Regions from separate parts of the Homo sapiens genome. Here region 1 is linked to region 2. Evidence: chromatin contacts called from ENCODE Hi-C or POLR2A ChIA-PET data. All regions are on one chromosome and are shown on one strand. Each heading gives the region's core, a stretch centred on a gene start or an enhancer-like site at or near the end of the contact. The rest is flanking DNA. Distances are from core to core; before and after follow the strand shown.

The links. A loop is a pair of places that touch in the nucleus more often than their neighbours do. ChIA-PET counts read pairs that join two places held with the same protein, here RNA polymerase II (POLR2A). Pooled maps may share reads with other maps.
Region 1: a map of PC-9 shows a loop between it and region 2 (6-fold over the local background). The contact joins two enhancer-like sites. A Hi-C loop is called at or near these places in 9 of 168 maps with a recorded cell type or tissue (B cell, CD4-positive, alpha-beta T cell, CD4-positive, alpha-beta memory T cell and 4 more) and 14 of 50 pooled maps. POLR2A ChIA-PET finds 5 or more read pairs at or near these places in 22 of 52 experiments (CD4-positive, alpha-beta T cell, CD4-positive, alpha-beta memory T cell, CD8-positive, alpha-beta T cell and 15 more).

Annotation. Positions count from the first base shown.
Region 1 is chr9:92,987,049-92,989,748 of GRCh38, reverse strand. All of the region lies in intron 3 of FGD3 (FYVE, RhoGEF and PH domain containing 3), which reads right to left. Among named protein-coding and RNA genes, the nearest start is that of FGD3, 41 kb to the right of the region's middle. RefSeq lists an enhancer at 1,117-1,815. Within about 2 kb of position 1,433, at least 3 of the 41 ENCODE cell types and tissues checked have a DNase peak (open chromatin) inside an H3K27ac peak, as active enhancers do; they include CD8-positive, alpha-beta T cell and PC-9, where a contact is called at or near this core.
Region 2 is chr9:92,952,877-92,955,576 of GRCh38, reverse strand. The region is part of intron 1 of FGD3 (FYVE, RhoGEF and PH domain containing 3); the gene reads right to left. Among named protein-coding and RNA genes, the nearest start is that of FGD3, 6.7 kb to the right of the region's middle. RefSeq lists an enhancer at 1,398-1,497. Within about 2 kb of position 1,301, at least 13 of the 41 ENCODE cell types and tissues checked have a DNase peak (open chromatin) inside an H3K27ac peak, as active enhancers do; they include CD8-positive, alpha-beta T cell and PC-9, where a contact is called at or near this core.

The DNA of each region.
Region 1 (2,700 bases), core at 184-2,683, 34 kb before region 2:
TACCTCATCTTATGTAAAGTGCCGATTTACTGAGAACCAGATGAATACATAATTGACTATTCGCCTACCGGCTCCTTTTCTCTTGCAACATGTGGATTAACATACCTTCCCTTTCTCCCCTCCAGCCCACTTTTCCCCTTTAAATACTGAAGACTTCAAAGTCCTCTTTGGAGAAAGGCACAGGCCACAGACTGTTTTTCTATGATTCCATGTTTATTTCTTCCAAGCATGACCTCAACCTTGGCAAAATAAACTTCTAAATTGATTGAAACCAGTATCAGATACTTTTTGGTTTACAAAAGAAAACTAAAAAACACTGATGAGGCCAGGTGCGGTGGCTCACGCCTGTAATTCCATCACTTTGGGAGGCCAAGGTGGGCGGATGAAGAGGTCAGGGGTTGGCCAGGCGCGGTGGATCACGCCTGTAATCCCAGCACTTTGGGAGGCTGAGGCGGGTGGATCTCGAGGTCAGGAGATCAAGACCATCCTGGCTAACATGGTGAAACCCCGTCTCTACTAAAAACACAAAAATTATCCAGGTGTGGTGGCACGCATCTGTAGTCCCAGCTACTCAGGAGGCTGAGGCAGGAGAATCACTTGAACCTGGGAGGCAGAGGTTGCAGTGAGCCTAGACTGCGCCATTGCACTCCAGCCTGGGTGACAGAGCAAGACTCCATCTCAAAAACAAAACAAAACAAAACAAAAAAACACTGATGAAAGAAATTGAAGAGGATAATGTTTCATGAAAGGGCTGTGCTTGCAGAGACCCCTAAATGCTGAAGGAGTTGAGGAACCAAAGAACAAGGCAGACTAATGTAGTTTCTCAGCAGAGGGTGATTTATTGGGGAACTTACAGACAAGAGCATGGTCTTGGGTGGCCACAAAACAGGTAGATCTTCATGCTGTCAACCCCCAAACCCAGGACTTACATGCCATAGGGAAAGGGTATACAGTGCTTCAGAAGGAGTGTGTAGGACATTGAAATCAACCCCTCAGGGAAAGGCAAGAATGTTGTATTTATCATAGCCTAAGGGCAGGTTTTATGGTAAATATGTGTTTATGGTAACATCAAGGTTGTCATGACCTAAGATTAAGATTTACAGTAAGTACTTGCTCTTATATAAGGAACAGTAATAAGATAGAAATCTTAGAGGCATTCCTGGAACTATGATTAATCAGAAGTCAACATGGCAGATTAGTGTAAGGTAGGTAGCCAGGCAGACATGAGCAGGGGAGCAGGGGCCCCGCCACACCAGGAATATCAGGTGACCATCATCAGGTGATGGTCTTGATAGATGCAGGAGGCAGATAAGAAAGGGTCCCTGGAGAATCTCCAGCCTGCCCCACAAGCATTTATGCCAGATGTTTTTGTGTAGGTAAGGGAACCTGTGCAGGGTCTTGCCTGGGCATGCCCACAATGGACTGGAGGCCCACAGGTACTGGGGAAATGGGGTGGAGCTACCAGGAATGGTGGTAGCTTGGAGCCTTATGCAGGGTGGAGCCTTATGCAGGGGAGAAGCCTGGCCTCTTCAACTAGTGTGTGGTGGCCTGGTATTCAATCTGTGAGGTGGGAGCCTGTTGGCAGGACCCCTCTTTCTTTGCTGAGAGCTTTCTTTTTGTCTAATAAATCCGCCCTCCTCACCCTTCAATGTGTCCTTGTGCCTAATTTTTCCTGGTAATGAGACAAGAACCCGGATTTTAGCTGAACTAAGGAGCAAAAAATCCTGCATTGGTCAGGTGGTTGCTAAACAGCCTCTTTAAAATAATAACTGGTTGCAGCCAGCACCAGGGAAATGCAGTCTCCCAATAGATAGAAAAACCTGAAACAGATAATCAGCTTCCTGATAAGATCTCAAGAGTTGGATAAATGGACTCATGCATGCGCGCTAAGGGGCGAAATGGTGAAGTGTAATTGGTATATGACCGTCTAGGAACACTTGACAGGTACAGGAAGAATGGCTCAAGTGAGCATGCTCACAACTCCAGTAAACACACTACACATACGGCCCCTCCCAAGTGCTGGTGGGCCACTGGGCATGCAGACAGCCCACCACACGAAAGAATCAGGGGCGAAGGGATGTAACTCCCTGGAAGCATGCCAGTGCAGAATACCCCAAGTCAAAGGATAAACGGAGCACATGAATCTCTCAAGTCAGAGAGGAGGGACCTTGGAGTCTGCACTGAGTAGAACTGAGGCACCCATGGCCCTCCTAGACAGGAGGCTCATGAGAGTGGTAGGGCTAAAACCTAACACCATGCAATGTCTGTTGTTTCCTCTGCTTTTTCTTTTTTTTCTTTCTTTCTTTTTTTTTTTTTTGAGACAGAGTCTCGCTCTGTCGTCCAGGCTGGAGTGCAGTGGCACTATCTCGGCTCTCTGCAAGCTCCGCCTCCTGGGTTCACACCATTCTTCTGCCTCAGCCTCCCAAGTAGCTGGGATTACAGGCACCCACCACCACACTTAGCTATTTTTTTGTATTTTTAGTAGAGATGGGGTTTTACCGTGTTAGCCAGGATGGTCTCGATCTCCTGACCTCATGATCTGCCCACCTCAGCCTCCCAAAGTGCTGGCATTACAGGCGTGAGCCACTGCACACAGCCTCCTCTGCTTTTTCAACTAAAATTGGTTGTTTTCCAAAAACCCATACTGCCTATTCTCCTGTTTTCTCTGTGTGTGTTCTGAAATGGCTTGTGCACTCACTG
Region 2 (2,700 bases), core at 52-2,551:
GCATTATCTCTTATGTGTCTATACAGTCATTTCAAAATAAAAAGTTTAATTAAACAACTAGCTAGTGGCATCCCTTGGCTCTATTTATTTTTATTTTTATTTTTGAGAGGGAGTTTTGCTCTCTTTGCCCAGGCTGCCTCAGCCTCCCGGGTAGCTGGGATTACAGGCATGCACCACCATGCCTGGCTAATTTTGTATTTTTTTAGTAGAGATGGGGTTTCTCCATGTTGGTCAGGCTGGTCTCGAACTCCTGACCTCAGGTGATCCGCCCACCTCAGCCTCCCAAAGTGCTGGGATTACAGGTGTGAGCCACCGTGCCTGGCCATCCCTTGCCTCTTAAGAGAAGCAGTGAGCCTACAAGTGACTCACAGTAAAGCTGGAATCCTCAGCGTCATCTCAGAGTTGGCCCGGCTGGAACCTGGCCCTTGCAGCCTCCCAGCCTCATTCCTGGCCTCTACAATGATTGGGAGCACCTCTCCCTACCCTCACGGGCCTTGCCTCTCACGTCTGTTCCCTCTGCTCCTTGGCCACCTGACCACACCAGCTTTAGAGCTTCCCTCTGGGTGCAGCTGGCTCTCGGACACATAGACACCATATCGCCATCACTCTCCAGGCAGACCGTGAGTTCCATGAATGCAGGCAACGATGCTCCAAGCATCCTCTAATTTCTCCTTTTCCAGAAGACAAAGCTGTGGTTCAGAGAGGTGGAGGAAATGTCAAGGCCACGATACTCAGAGCCTAGCAAGATGCAGCTGAGGTGGCTGGTCTCTAGGACACAGCCCAAGGTGCAGGACAAAGGGGAACCAGGAGGCCAGGGCTCAGGGGAGTAAAGAGCTTGGAAGTAAGAGTCCCATTCAATGACCAGGACACTGAGGTTCAGAGAGGCCAAAGTGCGGTCACTCAGTCAGTCAACAACCATTTGCTGAGCGGCTCCTAGGACACAAGAATCCTTGGGAGATGGCCCCTGAGGAAGGAGCAGCTCTGGCCTGCAGAGACCCTCATGGCTGCCACTTCCTGTGCAAGGTGACCCCGGCCCCTGCCCTTCTGCTCACTTATTAGGGTCACAGCCAGTCACTTGGGCCACACGGGCACAGGACTCAGAGCCCGGCTGCTTCTCCAATCACCTGCCTGCTTTTGGGAACCGAGAACCACAGCTCTTGGATCCTTCCCAGAACCCTTGAGACCCAAGGATTGGACAAAGTGCCCATGTTGAGTTACTCTCATTCTTCTGACAAGACAGGGGAAAGCCACAAAAATACCACACTAGCTAGGGCAGGAAGTGGGTGGGACCAGAGTAGTCATTCCTGTGTGGCTTTGGATGGGGTCCAAGGGTGGTGCACCTTTGTCAGCGTTCAGGCTCCAAGACAAATCCTACTCAACATGTGACCTAACAATAGACAAGACCCAAGGAAATGAAAGCTCCTGGCAGAGAGGCTGTGTGAAACCCTGAGAGTGACCGTCTCTGGGTGGTGAGCTTCCGGGAATTTTCATTTGCTTCTTGATGCTTCTCAGTAACATATAAATTTCTACGTAGAACATTATATTTGCATTTGGGAGGAAAGCCAACCTGTTTAAAAATACAAGAATCGAAGTTGTTCATTGGAGATTCCCAGCCGGGAACTATTGCCCAGTGAAAGCCAGCTGTCTCCATGTCTGTTTACATATGGAAAATTTAATTTCTACTTAGCTGTCCTAAATCTCTCTAATGAAAGATGTGGTTGAGAAACCAAAAAAAGAAGGGATACTGAGTGTAATTCTGCTTTCTGAAAACACATTTTTTGCAAAACATTTTCTAGGTTACTTTAAATTGAAATTACATTTGGTCCAAAGGCAGACAATATTTCCTAAACCTTGGCACTGCCCTTAACTTTACCTGCCTTCCTCCCAGGCAGGCAGCTGGGAGAGTGGACAAGCCCAGATCTGGAACTGTGAGGCCCGTGTGCAGGTGACATTGTGTGAGCCCCTTCACCCCAACATGGGGAAAATATCCCTGGACACCAAGTTCCTGGGGGCTCCCTGGGAAAATGTGTGTAAAATGCTACAGTGTGAGCAGCGAGAAGCTGGCTAGTCATCACTCACTATACCTCATTTCTTAAAAGTTGCTTTAAAAATATGTGATGCTTTAGTCATCTTGGCCAAAGTGGAGAGGCAAGCCCAGCTTCAAACTCTTAGACCAAGTGGCATTTTGAGAGCTTTCCACTCAGGAGACGTAATTACAGAGCGGCTCTGGCAGTTGGCTATGATAACATTAGAGCCTGAAGTGGAAGCGATTGTTTCTTATCCTTAACAAAGAGCCCTGATGTGTCTATACTTACACAAAAGTGCTGCATCTGGTGCATTTTTTTTTTACCCTGTAGGAAAAAATTATCAATGTGTAAATAGAGAATGATATACATTAAAAAATAAGGCAATAAAGGGGTGGCCACGCCCCCACTCAATCAGGCCCTGAATAAAGGATAATTCCAGCATTGTTATGCGGCAGCTGCACAGCGTCAACCAGAAACACTCATATGCCCAGGGAGGTGCGGGTCCTTTCCTATGCACTCCATGTCCAATCCAGACATCACATTCTGCCAAGTGGTATTCTCACAATCACTTGGATCCACCGTTTACTATTCAATCCTTAGTCTAAGCTCCTGATCAACCAGAGGCTATTCAGAATGCAACAACACATGTTTATTTAGGTTTCCTTTAAGGGCA